Regions from separate parts of the Homo sapiens genome. Here region 1 is linked to region 2. Evidence: read pairs that join two places in POLR2A ChIA-PET (ENCODE). Cell type or tissue: Panc1. All regions are shown on one strand. Links, peaks and the distances in the headings refer to the core of each region. The heading gives the core; the rest is flanking DNA. Region 1 has its middle 150 kb from the start of TLE3. Region 2 has its middle 33 kb from the start of DRAIC.

The links. ChIA-PET counts read pairs that join two places held together with the same protein. Peaks named below come from ENCODE experiments on the same cell type or tissue, not always from the same donor. Only the 100,000 strongest peaks of a DNase experiment are listed, where the experiment ranks them.
Region 1: POLR2A ChIA-PET joins it to region 2 with 11 read pairs; 2 of 35 experiments call an interaction of 5 or more read pairs at or near these places.

What each region holds. Positions count from the first base shown.
Region 1 is chr15:70,247,590-70,250,495 of GRCh38, forward strand. No RefSeq gene overlaps it. Among named protein-coding and RNA genes, the nearest start is that of TLE3, 150 kb to the left of the region's middle. In Panc1, for the core only: no CTCF peak of the experiment used is centred there; no DNase peak of the experiment used is centred there; H3K27ac peaks cover 392 bases.
Region 2 is chr15:69,527,649-69,530,554 of GRCh38, forward strand. No RefSeq gene overlaps it. Among named protein-coding and RNA genes, the nearest start is that of DRAIC, 33 kb to the right of the region's middle. In Panc1, for the core only: no CTCF peak of the experiment used is centred there; no DNase peak of the experiment used is centred there.

The sequences.
Region 1 (2,906 bases), core at 287-2,786, 720 kb after region 2:
GTTCAGGGCTTCCTCCTTATTAAAGCCTGTCAGATTTTCCCCGGAACCTCACAAGGAGGAAAGCAGGGGTTTCCACCAGCAGCCTCGGGTCTGCTCGCCACACAGGGTTTTAGAAGTCAGAGGAATGAGGCTAGGTTGGGTTTAGTCTCCATACCAGGTTGCCTCATGCCCACAGTCCTGTGTGCAGGCCTGTGCTGTGTCCCATGTCACACCCCTGGGCCTGCCAGTATTCGTGTTCCTGCCCCTCTGTGTAAATGTCAGGTCTCCTGGGTTATAGTGAAGAAGTCAGTGAAATGCACAAGGAGGACCTGTTGAGAGCCAGGCCTTTCACCCTCCTCTGTTTACAGGTGAGGAAACTGGGGCTCAGGGAGAAGTCACTTGCCCAGGGCACCTGGTTTGAGGGAGGAAAGCCCAGATCTGGGATTTGGGCCCTGAAGACAAATCCTTGCTTTTCTCTCTGTGAGAGGCGAGAGGGGCTGAACCCAGCCATGCTCGACATAACCTTGAGCCTCAGCCCACCTCCCACTGCCCACCCCCAACACTGGGGGCCTGGGAAAGGAAACTTTTCCACCAGGTACCCACATCACTTTTTCCGTTCTCATTTGCATAGGCCCTCTCTGTGCCGAGGCCACTTCACACGGGGTCACTGCGGGGTGGCCTCTGGTGGGCTGCATGTAGCTGGCTGCGTTGCTGCTGAAAGGCAGACCACAAAAGCCACACCAGGGGGTCCCGAGGAGGGGCTGCAGTGTCACATGGTGGCCTTGGCCTCTGCAGCCTGCAGCATGAGGCGGGGGAGCTGGGGAAGGTTTGAAGGGAACCTCTGCCTCTCCTCAGCCCCACTTTCTACAGAATAACAGAACAGTCACAGAGGCAGGAAGGAGTTCCTTTGTCCACACATCACCTGCCTAAGAGCCTTTGTCCTCCTCCTCACTGCCTCCATGGCCAGTCTAAGTTTAGCTGTGGTTTCTAGACCTTTCATGACCTGTATCACCCTTTGATCTTTTAGGCCAAGCTGGTTTCTCCATCCTTCCTCTCTCATTCCCGCATTTCTATCTCTGTTCCAACCACTGGTGCTTCCTGGAATTCCTGTCCCTTCCTCCCTTCCTCTGCTCAAGAAAACACTTCCAGGTTTCCTTTAAATCAAACAGAAGCTCCGCCTTCCCTGAGGCTTTGCTTCAGTGGCAGCCCCAACCCTCTTCACCCACCAAGCCCTTCCCCAGACTCCGCCCACACATAAGGTTTCTGCCTGCTTGGGGGCAGAGCTGCTGGAAGCGGGTTTGGAGAGGCTTCAGGAGGGTGTGAGGGGGAGGCCACCCAGGACAGAGCAGGTTCAGGCTGAAAACCCTAACCACACAGTCCCAGAGAGGGTAGAGGCAAGTTACAGTCACAGTGAGAGGGAGGAAGGTGGGCTCCTGACGAGGAAGATTGTAAGACCCATCTCTTGGCAGGTGCTTTTCTTAGATCCTAAAGTGGTTCCTGTGCCTGGGCTGGCCAAGGTACAGCCCTGCCCGGGTCAGAGAAATCATTTCAATGGCCTTTAAACTCTTTCAGTGATTGGTTTGCTATTGAAATAAGGACGATTACAATTTATAGTTTTAGACTCAGTTTTAAGATACAAGTTAGGTGGGCGCGGTGGCTCATGCCTGTAATCTCAGCACTTTGGGAGGCCGAGGCAGGCAGATCACGAGGTCAGGAGATTGAGACCACCCTGGCTAATATGGTGAAACCCCGTCTCTACTAAAAATACAAAAATTAGCCGGGCATGGTGGCACGCACCTGTAGTCCCAGCTACTCAGGAGGCTGAGGCAGGGGAATCGCTTGAACCCGGGAGGCAGAGGTTCCAGTGAGCCGAGATCGCACCACTGCACTCCAGCCTGGGTGACAGAGTGAGACTCCATCTCAAAAAAAAAAAAAAAAAGCAAGTTAATCCTCCCAACAGCTCATGAGGCCTAACAGATGTGGTGCCCATTCTTCCCTCGTAGGGATGGGAAGCTCAGTCTCATCTGGTGGGCAGCTCCCTAGGGCCCCCAGTTGACTACAGCATCTGGTTTCCAGTTTGGGTCCTTGCCTGCCCCTCCAAGACTCTGCCTGTTAGACATCTCCTCACCTTTAGAGCCTGAACTTTGTGGAAGATGGTGGCCCGGAAGCAGACTGGCCTCCGCTGAACTTCCTGCTCCTCCACTCAGACCAGCTGCGTGACTGTCAGCAGGCCCTTTAACCTCTCTGGGTTTCTGATGGTTGACCCGGAAATGGATGTAGTGGAACTCATCCTGAAGGGTGGTTATAAAGATTACACTGGTGAGGAGACTCCCTCTGCACACTCTGGCACCTGGCAGTGCTCCATCAATACTACCTGTTCATACACCCTCTGTGAAAGCACACTTCCTTGCCGTGACAAGTCCTGGCCCCTTCTCGGAGGCCAAATGCATCCTGTCGTGGGCATGCATGCACGATAATAGCCCCCCTTCTGTGTGTGGGCTTGTAACTAATTGTTTTTGTGTGCTGGATCTTCCACGGCTCCCTTGGGAAGTTGGTGCAGTGGGATTATTTTCTGCGTTTCACAAATAAGAAGACAGAGAGGCTTGGGAATGGGATCAAGTAACTCAGCAAGGGAGGGTCAACCAGGACTGGATCCAGAGCTGACAGCCCCCAGCTCGTGGTGGATTTTCCTGCCATACTTTCCTGTTCCTCATTCACGCCTTCATTTGAAGCCTTTCCAAAACCTGAAACAAAATTCCCCCAAACTTCTCAAAAACCAGGCCAAATGGACCGTCGCGCCCCTGCCTGGGCTGGTCCGAGTCAATGCTGACACTGCACATGCTTGTTTAAGGCCTCGTGCCTCCCTGGTAGCATCTTCCCGCTCACAGGCACCAACATGGCAGTTGCCATCTGTCCAGGTCTCACGC
Region 2 (2,906 bases), core at 106-2,605:
GATCTAGGGAGGGATCTGTGACATCAAGCCTCTGGGGGAAGGGCCTGGGGTCAGCATTTTCCTATACACTCTCCAGGTTATCCCGACCCACTTTGCATGTTTGAGAGCCACTCAATGATCCTGTCTGTCCCCTAGGACAGCTGTCGCTGTAGGCAGGGCAGTGAGAATGACCCACATGGGGAGCTAAGGAAGCAGAGGCACAGTCCTGCCGGCACCCGAGGACAGGGTCGGGGCTGGAATCTGATTACCTGTCTCTTTTCACTGTCTGTAGTGTTGTTTCTCACCCTCCTAGAAGGGGGCAGGAGAGAAGGGACCCCAGGAAACCCAGGATCAAGGAGGGTTCATAATTGGGGGAAGCAGGAGCCCTCACTCATTCCATTCATGGCTGTCAGCTCCCTGCTGTCCCCTAGCCCATATTCCTGGTTCTGGGAATATAAACAGAAAATGAAAAGCGTTTGTATAACACTTCATATGTACCTGCACAATGCCTTAAGCACTTTACATCTACAAACTCAATGAATGCTCACAATTACCCTATGAGATAGGCACTATTATTATCCCCACTTTACAGATGAGGAAACTGAGGCACACAGTAAACACTGAAAGTCCATCCAGATTCTCAGCCCCTAAAGCTGCTGAGTGGGCATTCCCTTGGGATACTTCCAGTTCAAGCCCTTTATTTTATAGAGAGAAACCGCTCGGTGAGAGAAGGGCCATTCTGAATCATACACGTCCATGGCAGGGCTGGGCCAGGTCCCGGGTTCTGGCCACTGGGCCATGCTGCCTACCTCAGAAAGGGGTGCTTCTGGGCTCTTGCGACCACAGGGCTCATTACCGATGCTGCAAATTGAATGAAATAGCTGCTCAGTTACATATTAATAACAGATTTGTTTGTCATTAAGGCAGCATTGTTTAATAAAATTAGTTTAGCTGAGCGTAATTACCTTCATATAAAATTCCCCCTTAAAAATTACTTTGATAGATGTAAGCCAGTTAGGTGGTGTAAAGACTGGGGTGTGTGGGGTTTGGCTCTGAGCTTTGGTTGGGTCCTTAAAGTGACATTCCCGGGTTGGGAATTCAATTGCCAAAGACCTTGGGTTATCCCTCTGTGGACCACTTGAAGGCCCAGTGGAGAACACGTAACTCAGCCTCTCCAAGGCAAAACTGCAGACAGCCTTGGATGGTCCCTTTTGCTAAACTCAAAATAGTGTTCCTCCTACCGAGGCCCTGCGTTCTCTTGCCACCCTGCCAGCTTTTCACATTCCCTCCTTAACTCTGGGGCTTTCAAGTCATTTCTCTGCTTGTAGACTTTCAACAGCTCCTGATTGCCCATAAGCTATGATTGCGAATCTTGATCTTATTATTCAAGGCCCTGCAAATCTGGCCTCATGGTAATTTAGCGAAAATGATAACCAAATTGGGGATCAGGAGACTGAGGTCTTAGACCGAACTCTGGCCCCAGCTCATGCTGGATGTTCTCAGACAAGCAGCCTTACCTTTTTAGGCTCCCTTTTACTTATCTGTAAAATGGGAAGCATAATATTTTCCTTCCTAGGCGGTAGTGGGGCACTCAGGAGATCATGGCTTTGGTGCTTTATAAATCGCAGACCCCCATCCAGGCCCCACTCCCACTCTCTCCACCTCCTCAGCAGCCGTCTGCATTCTCAGCCTGGCCACTCAGCCTACAGTGACTCGGAATTGACTCTGGGTCCACCTTATTGCTGGGACCACACAGCCCTTTCTGGAACATCTGTCCTGCTCCTTTCTGATTAGTTGGCTTCTTGTTGTTGTTTGAGACAGGGTCTCTGTTGCCAAGGCTGGAGTGCAGTGGCATGATAATAGCTCACTGCAGCCTCGACCTCCCAGGCTTAAGCAATCCTTCTACCTGAGCCTCCCAAGAAGTTAGGGATACAGGCGCATATCACCATGCCCAGCTAATTTAAAAATGTAGAGACTGTATCTCTCTATGTTGTCCAGGCTGGTCTCAAACTCCTGGCCTCAAGCCATCCTGCCTTGGCCTCCCAAAGAGCTGGGATTACAGGTGTGAGCCACTGTGCTTGGCCTTGGCTTGGTTTTGAAGGTCCAATCAATACCTTCTCTCCTGTCAGCCTCCCCTGACTGCTCTTCAGGCTCCGAGCCTTCTCCCTGTCGGTCCCCTGAGCTTGCCTCTGAGAATATGTCCCCAGACAGGGGTGGGGAGGAGTGTATGGAAATCACACCCTACATGGTTAACTTCCAGGACTGTCTTTCTGCTTTTACAATTGGATTCTAGTTTTATGTCATTGTTTCTTTAAACAACTCTCCGTGAAAATCTGCTCTAGAATCAAAAGATGCTTGTGCCTGCCCTGGATGGAATCTCAGAGATTAGCAGGCCCAACCTCCTCTTTTACAGATGGAGAAATGGAGTCACAAAGCCACTGAGTGGCAGTGCCAGGTCTGGATCTCCCATCTCCTCACTTCCAGGCTGGAGCTTATCCCCAGCCTGTGTTTTCCATTGATTTCTGCTTTGCTGCAACCCCCGTTGGCCCTTCCTGAGACTGTTGGTCATTTCCTGAACAATACTCTGTTTTTACCAGATGCCTGAATTTCAGCCCCGAGGAGGTGGTTAAGGGGAGTTATTCAAGCAGAAAAGCTCAGGTTAGATCCATACATCTTTGCTGCACAACTTATAGTCCCAGTCCCCAAATGGCCCTGAAGGAAGCCAGTGGAAGGAAAGAATGCTGAGTAGGGCGTAGTGCTGTATAACTCCAGGGGACGCCATTCACAGACTGCAACACCTCCGGCATTGCACAGTGTACAGCCTGCACAGCTGTACGCTGTGCCCTGGAGCTGAGGATCAGGAAAGACCTAGGCAGGCATGTAGGAAAAGAATCCAGCTTAAACTGCAGGGAGGTGGCTGAGACACA